Regions from separate parts of the Homo sapiens genome. Here all the other regions are linked to region 2. Evidence: chromatin contacts called from ENCODE Hi-C or POLR2A ChIA-PET data. All regions are on one chromosome and are shown on one strand. Each heading gives the region's core, a stretch centred on a gene start or an enhancer-like site at or near the end of the contact. The rest is flanking DNA. Distances are from core to core; before and after follow the strand shown.

Region 1 (2,900 bases), core at 304-2,803, 390 kb after region 2:
GAGAAATAGCAACAAGAAATACCTTCCTCTGCGTAGCCTGGTAAAAACAAGCATCAGTGGCCTGCTCTGTAGTATATAAACAGTGTTGGGCCATCCCAATGCAAAGACCCAAGCGTTTCTTAGTGTAAAGAAAAAGGGAGACTTTTTCTCTCTTGATAAACTGGAATCTCACCTGGATATAGAACAGGATAATCCAATATAGAACAGGATAATCCATGTTTCCTTCTCTGCCTTTTGCTGCCTCCTTAAACTCTTTTTCAGCCTTACCATGGCTCTCAGGTAAAGTTCTTTTCTGCAAGCTCTAGACTTTCCTCTGAAATATGCTTTCACCATCTGGGCATCCTTACTCTTCCTGCAAGACCTGGCCCTCGTGTCAGCCTTCTCAACACTACCAGGCAGGGCTGAACACAGTACACACACTTCTGTTATTAAGCAGATTGTTTTTCTGGAATGATCTGCATATGTATCTATCTTCCTCACAAGACTGTGAGCCCAGGAGCACAGGAAATCCAGTCTTATTGGTTTTGGTACCCTCAGTACCTAGCACAGAGTCAGTGTGTAAAAACAAAGTTTCAGTGAGAGGATAAATCAATCCATGAATGAATGAACAAATACCTACAAAATGTGTTTTCCTAAAACATTCTTTGACTTTTTCAACAATGTGTGAGCCTCAGTAATAACGATTGACGGACAGAGCAGACAGACTCCCCCACCACCCCCAATGCCTTCATTTCCCAGATAAGGAAAGTGAGGTTGCAACAGACACCAGCGGCACCGAGCCCAGCAGCTCCCCTCAAGAGCCACACCCAGGCCAGCTGCCAGCCATGCCGCAGCTGTGTTCTGAGAACATGTAGCACCCCCACGTCACTTGGCAGGTATTGCCACAGGCGTGCCACGTCGCCTTGCTTTTCCTTTTCCCTCCTTTTGCTGCTCCCTGGTTTAGGGTCCCCGTCACCTGTGCTCAGAGCACACAGTAGGGAGACAAGTGATTGGGGGGATTCACAGGAGAGAAAGTATGGTGGCTGGGAGATCCTCACTGTATCCCTAGCAAGGTCTGGAAACCTCAATCTTCATGATCCTTTGTCATTAACCATACTAAGGGTCCCCATTACTATGGGAACTTGGTTAATTCCCATTAACCAAGTAATGGGAAACCTGTTGACTCTTTCAACTTATTTCAACATCAGGATACAGAGAGCTGAAGTTCATGCCCAGAAATGCATCACCCATGAACCTAAACAGCTAGTTTTACTCTGCCTCCTCTCACTTGAATTAGTCTGATAAAAACCTCAGGGCGGCTGCTCCAAGCTCTGCTTGTCCCAAACCCATTTCAGAAACTGGAACGTGAGCTGGGCAGAGGGAAGGACTAACCCCCTGCTATTGTTCCGGCTTTGGAGAAAAGACCTACAAGGAAACTCTCAGCCCAATGCAGCTGTGGTGGTTGCTGAATCGTCAGACTTGCCACAAGCAAGATAAAAACTTTAAACAACAAAGGACTTTTCCGTGTTCTGCTGCACGCGGTTTCTTGTTCTGTTTTGGTTTCTCCTGGTGGTGTGGCCTGGCCTGCAGGGTTTCCTGACACTCTGCCCACCGCAGTCAGGAAGGTGCAGAAGCAACGGAACCCCTCACACTGCTTCTCAGTGGCTCTCCTTAACAGGCAAAGGAAACAATTTTTTTAATACAGGTAAATCCAGAAAGGACCTAAGGCTTTGATTCATTGGGGTTTGGTTTTGTTTTTATTTTTATTTTTATTTATTTATTTATTTATTTTATTTTATTTTGAGACAGAGTCTTGCTCTGTCGCCCAGGCTGGTGTGCAGTGGCGCGATCTCGGCTCACTGTGAGCTCCGCCTCCCGGGTTCACACCATTCTCCTGCCTCAGCCTCCCGAGTAGCTGGGACTGCAGGCACCGGCCACCATGCCCGGCTAATTTTTTGTACTTATTTTAGTAGAGACGGGGTTTCACCGTGTTAGCCAGGATGGTCTCGATCTCCTGACCTCGTGATCTGCCCGCCTCGGCCTCCCAAAGTGCTGGGATTACAGGGGTGAGCCACCACGCCCGGCCTATTTTTATTTATTTTAGAGACAGGGTCTTACTCTGTCATCCAGGCTAGGGTGCAGGAACACCGTTGTAGCTCACTGTAGCCTCCAACTCCTGACCTCAAGGGATCCTCCCGCCTTGGCCTTCCAAAGAGCTGAGATTACAGGAGCGAGCCACGGCACCCAGCCTGATTCGTTGTTTGTGAGCAGCAATTTGACCTTCTCTTGTCCACGCCTCAGAATTTAGGTCTCTCCTCTGAGGAACACAAAAACCCACATAGGAAGAGAGAGGAATATTTCAAATTTAGAGCTGAGAAAAGGGAAGTCCCTTTACTCTTCATCCTCAAATGTTTACCCAGTTCATGTGTCTCCCCTCTTCCAGATATCTAGTAGAAATGGGCCACTTGGCCCTGATCACGTGGTTTTCTGTTCTATGTATCTCTTTTCTGTCACCCCAGATTTTAGATATTTCTGTTTCCTTTTGTACCTATTAAGTACAAAATAGATACTGATTAATTGATAATAGCCACCGAAGTCTAAAGCCAAATTAGAGCCATTTTTATTATATAAAAATATAAAGCATTTATAGGCCGAGCGTGGTGGCTCATGCCTATAATCCCAGCACTTCAGGAGGCTAAGGCGGATCATTTGAGCCCAGCCTCGGCAACAAGGTGAAATCCTATGTCTACAAAAAAAGACAAAAAATTATCCAGGCATCATAGTGCACACTTGTAGTTCCAGCTACTCAGGAGGCTGAGGTGGGAGGATCAGCTGAGCCCCGGAGGTCAAGGCAGCAGTGAGCCATGGTTATGCCACTGCACTCTAGCCTGGGCAACAGAATAAGACCCTATCTCAAAAAA
Region 2 (2,720 bases), core at 97-2,596:
CGCCTGCATTCTAAAGTCATGCTAAGGGTCTGACCCAAATGGAACACTGGAACACACACAGACACACGCACGCGCGCGCACACACACACACACTTTTCAAACCAAATGTTGCACTATTTCCTTTCTTTTGTCAGTGCTGAATCTATATTATTATTGTCAGCTGTTAACTCTACACTGATGATGCACTGTGGTCAGTTTCCCTCTCTAGCCTTCCAGCCAAGGTATCTTTTGGCTGCTATATGCTTAGAGGAGGCAAACTAATATGAATGTATTAGATTATGTAAAACATAATTAGGGAGGGAAATTTGCTGTAAAAGCATCCTATGTATTTATAGAACTCAGAGGAAATTATAAGCAATGTGGGGGGAGATTTCATGTTCTTTAGACTCACAGATAAACTCTAGGACCTAAGTGATTGGAACTATTTCCCTATCGCAATCAAATTATCCAGATAATTACCAAATATCTACTTTGCTATGCTACAGAGTCACAAACGCACATTGTCTCAATGGCACGGGAGTAAGCATCAGCTTCATTTCTAATAGGTGAAGTAGAAAAGGGGGCCGGGCGGAGGGGCTCATGTCTGTAATCCCAGCACTTTGGGAGGCCAAGGCGGGAGGATCACGAAGTCAGGAGATCGAGACCATCCTGGCTAACATGGTGAAACCCCGTCTCTACTAAAAATACAAAAAATGAGCCGGGCGTGGTGGCGGATTCCTGTAGTCCCAGCTACTCGGGAGGCTGAGGCAGGAGAATGGCGTGAACCCGGGAGGCGGAGCTTGCAGTGAGCTGAGATCGCGCCACTGCACTCCAGCCTGGGCAACAGAGCGAGACTCCGTCTCAAAAAAAAAAAAAGAAAAGAAAAGGGGTGCGCTGGGGTGGGGGGAGTATGGGAGTACACCTGGCCTTGGTAATTGACACTGTAAGGTGTCTTAACAACAATGATAACAACCATCTCAATAGAATTTGGGATGTGGTAGCAACAGTAAAAATTATATTAAACTGGGCCCCATGCCCAGACTATCAGCCTCAAATAAACAAAGTACAAGAAAAACACTTCAAGAGGGACTAACTTGTGAATCAAGGAAGCTAAATAAGCCAGAGACGTGCTCGCCGGAGGAGACAATGCTTTCACCTCCTTGAAAAAGCTTTTGCCCAACCTAATTAAAATGCCCCATCTAATTAAAAATCTAACCATAATCCCACTGACAGCCCCTAGCTCCACCCCTTACCATTGTCACGATGCTCAGTTGAGCCCCCTTAGCTGAAAAATTATTGAAATAGAGTGGATTTGAGTGCGCAGGCATAATTCCCAGCCTACCACAGAGTTGGAGGCAAAGACGCTTAGTGATTTGCACAGTGGTTGGTGGTGTCTCACTCAGCAATGATGTATGACACGGATGAGTGCAGAGCGGCCATCTGCTGTTGAGGAGGGTGACAGAAAAGTCTGTTCTACTGTGGCAGATGACTCTCCCAGTGCTGGGCAGCTGGCATAGAGTGGACAAAGTTGGACAGGGCAAGTGATGCCCAGCAACTCTCTGGGGCAATAACTCAAGGTCTTCTCCCTTCTGTGGCTATATTCATCCCTGTCTTCTTCACACACACACACACATGCATAATAGAGTTGATATGATAAAATACAATTTGGAACATGCAGAAGAGGGAAGAAGCACACGCCTACCCAAAGGGTTAAAGTTGCTGGTCTGGAGCATGAGATGTATCTCTGAGTTTCCTAGTAGCCTGGGCAAAAAGAGAAAACCTGATAAATCATATGGCACATGTTACCTGGGAAAAAAAGCAAAAACAGGTTCCTAGAAGAAATAAAGTTTTTCTTAACAACCTTTCTAAAATCTGGGGTTTTTTTTTTTTTGGTTTTGGTTTTTTTACTTTTGACTTAATAGAAGGGAGAAATTGAATTTCTCAGAGTGTGTATAACAAAATGTCAAACTGCTAGAGTGCTTGGCCTATTGATAGGGAGAAGACTAGAACATGGCTTGCTCAATCATTAATGAGAAACAGGTAGCATTCAGCAGTACCCTGGGACTGGCTGATTGGATCTTACCTCTTCAGAACTAATAGAACATGATTTTTACCTTTTTATTTTTGCATATCTGTATTTTCTGAAACTTCCACAGTGAACATGTATGACATTTGTCATGCAAATATAGCTGGTTCTGGACTGTGTGATGTGAGATCCTCACCCTTCCTTCCCCTGTTCTGTATTGTGGGAGGGGCTTGACCCCTCCCGGCTGCAGTTCTCAGGGCCCTGTGTTAGCTGGCTTCTAGCTGAGTTTGGCTAATGGGAGGCTCTGGTGGGAGTTTGATGAGCAGGAGGAAGGAAGACGTCAGGGTATTTTTCCCTCTCCCTCTGTCCTGGGGTAGTATCTCTGGCAGCTGCTCCCTCTCTTCCACGACTCCAGTTTGCACAGGAAGTCTGTCATGGTTCCAGCTTCCTCTGGGTAATCCCAGTCCCTGGGCTCTGCTAGCATCACCTCCTCCCTTTGTCCCTCCAGCCTAGGAGTGGCGGCAACTTCCTGCTGCTGCTGGTCTCTGGATTGCCTCACCATCCCTTGTTTGGCTTTTAAGTTTCTTTCATCTCATTGCATTAACTTTCCTCTGTTTTAAATATTCGGAATGATTTCTGTCTTCCTGGTTGGGCTCTGACACAAAGAGACAAAAATGTATTTGAAACAAAAATGAATGGGGCAAAAGAATCTAGA
Region 3 (2,700 bases), core at 198-2,697, 500 kb after region 2:
AAAAATTAGACTGTGGTCATGGTCACACAACTCTGTGGATATACCAAAAAATAACCTCACAACATTGAATTGTACATTTTAAATGAACAAACTGTATAGGATGTGAATTATATCTCAATAAAGCTGTTTTTTAAACAAAACAAATCTATCCTTCTAAAAAAACTCCCTCCTCAGAGCTGATCCAACCCTTCCTTCCCTTGCAGGGCTGCCTGTTTACTGAAGCAGGCAATAGGGTACACAGAGGACCAGGGACCAGGATGAGGCAAATAGGCCCCCAGGGTGTAATCCTTAGGAGACACTCACTCTCAAGGTCCTGGAAGTTCAGGGTCCACACCTGCCAGGCCCTGAAAGTGAATGCCTCCTTACATTTTGCACCCTGGACACGTGCTGGCCTCACTCTAGTCCCAGCCCTGATTTTGAGGCTGCTCATGTTCATGTATGTCCACAAATTCTATCCACCTGGAAATATTTTCAAACTACTCGTCATTCACTTGCTTTAAACTCTTCAATGGCTCCCTGGTATAGGTTAAAATTCAAAGGTTAACAGATCAAGATCACTCACTTTGGACATTCTCCTGCAGGCACACAGGCACACACTCTAGAGTTAGACCAGCCCTAAGGAGGAATCTGCTGTCAGGTGCTGTAGCATCGTCATGGGTCAGCTGGTATCAGAACAGGAGGGCAGGGATTCAAATCCAGGCGATGTGACTCTAGCATCTCAGCATCCAAGCCCTCAGCCCTCTTCCCCTCAGCCCTCCTACCAAGCAGCACTGGCTCAGGTGCTATCTTGTGTCACCAATAACCTTAGCTCCAGCCCTCACACAGTGTTATGGACTGGCTGTTTAAACGCCGGAGGTTCACTAGGAAAAGCTCAGTCAGTGTTAACTCACAATTGTTAACAGGCACAAAAATAGCAAGTCGAGGTAAAATCTTGCCATTCACTGTGACTTCCTTGACTTTTGAAATGACAAGCCAAGAAGCACAATGGGGTGTGGGGGCGGCGCAGGGTGGGTGGGGTAGGGGGCGGATGGGGAGGTGATCAAGTATCTTTAACCATAGAAATCCATGAACAATCAGATTCTTGGCTTGCAATATTTTATCTTGAACCTGGTCTTTGTTCACCACAGAAAAGCAAAGTTATACAGAAAGTAAATTAAGAACAATCTTAAAAATCCACGTCTCTGCCAACTGAAGACAACTTTTTTCTTCCGTGTTTTGCCCATGCCCTAAAACCCTGTAGAAAAAGAAAAACATCTAGATTTCAGAAAGTAGCTCTCCATTCAAATAAGTTGCAAATGAGCAAGGAATATAAATATTATAGCAAGATCAAAAACAAAAACACGCAGGGAAAAAAAAAAAAACAAGCACACTTTTCCGGGATTGGAAAGAAACAAGGGCAATCAAGATGCGGGGAGCAACACTGCCACCAAGTGGTGACAGTTTCTCAAGTCACCCTCTGAGGTCCGAATTGAGGTCAACCCTCTCAACGTGGCAGCAATCAGAATCCTGAGGAGTCTAAAAAGAAAGAATTCAGGCCCAGACCCCATCCCCACACTCACTGACAGTGAGGGAGACAGCCAGGAAGGCATGTCTGGCCCATGTTTTAAAAAATCTCCCCAGGTGCTTTTGGTGCACAGATGTCACTATGCTTGTATTTTCCAGCAAAGTTTCACCTGCAGTTTATTCCACTTATCCACTAAAATTTCCTGCTGGTACGTAAATTATTGAAAACTATATATGACACATGTAAATCATGTTTCATGTAAAACATGTAAATCATGTTTCAAATCAGTTCCTAAGTTTTTCACAATAATATAAATTGGTCATCATAAAGATTCAGATTATATACTTCAGTTTAGGCATTACTGTTTATTACTGCTTACATCTCAATTGATATCTAATATCTAATCCACTAGACTTAATGTTACTATAAACTAGGCATATTGACATAGCTACATCCACAAGACAAAAAAAACTTTGAACTTAAGTTTCACTGGACTATTTCTTATACAATGGGTTTCAAATCAATAAATTATTCTTATCTATATTAGGCTTTTTTTTACAAGACATATAAAGTCTGAAAGCTTCTATTGTTGGTGAAATGCACAATATAATCTGAAATGCTTAAAGGAAAAGTATAAAACTAAATTTAATATTGTTCCCTAGCACATAGAGGTAAATAAAATGATTTTTCCCCGTTTCAAAGTTGGGAGTTGCCTTAAAAATTGTTTCTTAATAACAAAGGATTATCTTTTGCATAATACACCCAGAGAGAAAATTATGGAGATTATGTACTACCAGATATCTAGTCAGAAGTTGATTTTCAGCATTTTTTTTTTGTAGGCTTGACAATTAGGTTAGAGCCCACGGCTGAGAAAACAAACGCCCACACTGTGTCTCCTGTGCTCCATAAGAGATAAGGCCTTGCCTCCCTGGAAAACCAAAGGGCAGGAAAGACGCAAAGCACCATACATTTGGGTTCACCTGGCATATGGTCAAATCTTTCTTTAAACCTTACCATGTTTTTAATCACTGCATTTTCCCCATCACACTCACTCTTTGCTTCTTCAGACAGCACAACTCTTCTCAAAAAATATCCCTGATGACTCAGACTTATTTGAGACTTGAGAGACTCCTGGAGTCCATCACTAGAGACCCAGGGCAGCCTGACAGACAGGCCTAACCTAGGATGCATCAAAG

The links. Hi-C counts contacts between places; a loop is a spot of excess contacts on that map. ChIA-PET counts read pairs that join two places held with the same protein, here RNA polymerase II (POLR2A). Pooled maps may share reads with other maps.
Region 1: a pooled map shows a loop between it and region 2 (12-fold over the local background). The contact joins the enhancer-like site here to the promoter of LINC02278 in region 2. A Hi-C loop is called at or near these places in 3 of 168 maps with a recorded cell type or tissue (dorsolateral prefrontal cortex, mammary epithelial cell and psoas muscle), 1 of 37 single-sample maps with no recorded cell type and 10 of 50 pooled maps. POLR2A ChIA-PET finds 5 or more read pairs at or near these places in 1 of 52 experiments (activated T-cell).
Region 3: a loop to region 2 is called in a map of mammary epithelial cell, with 3 times the contacts of the local background. The contact joins the enhancer-like site here to the promoter of LINC02278 in region 2. A Hi-C loop is called at or near these places in 1 of 168 maps with a recorded cell type or tissue (mammary epithelial cell) and 4 of 50 pooled maps. POLR2A ChIA-PET finds 5 or more read pairs at or near these places in 1 of 52 experiments (BJ).

The regions. Positions count from the first base shown.
Region 1 is chr4:38,175,749-38,178,648 of GRCh38, reverse strand. No RefSeq gene overlaps it. Among named protein-coding and RNA genes, the nearest start is that of LINC02513, 190 kb to the left of the region's middle. RefSeq lists an enhancer at 816-1,085. Within about 2 kb of position 1,553, at least 22 of the 41 ENCODE cell types and tissues checked have a DNase peak (open chromatin) inside an H3K27ac peak, as active enhancers do; they include dorsolateral prefrontal cortex, where a contact is called at or near this core.
Region 2 is chr4:38,562,629-38,565,348 of GRCh38, reverse strand. LINC02278 (long intergenic non-protein coding RNA 2278) reads right to left here and starts at 1,346. Exons shown (of 3, transcript NR_146991.1): 1 at 1,233-1,346.
Region 3 is chr4:38,060,930-38,063,629 of GRCh38, reverse strand. The region is part of intron 14 of TBC1D1 (TBC1 domain family member 1); the gene reads right to left. Among named protein-coding and RNA genes, the nearest start is that of PTTG2, 100 kb to the right of the region's middle. Within about 2 kb of position 1,447, at least 12 of the 41 ENCODE cell types and tissues checked have a DNase peak (open chromatin) inside an H3K27ac peak, as active enhancers do.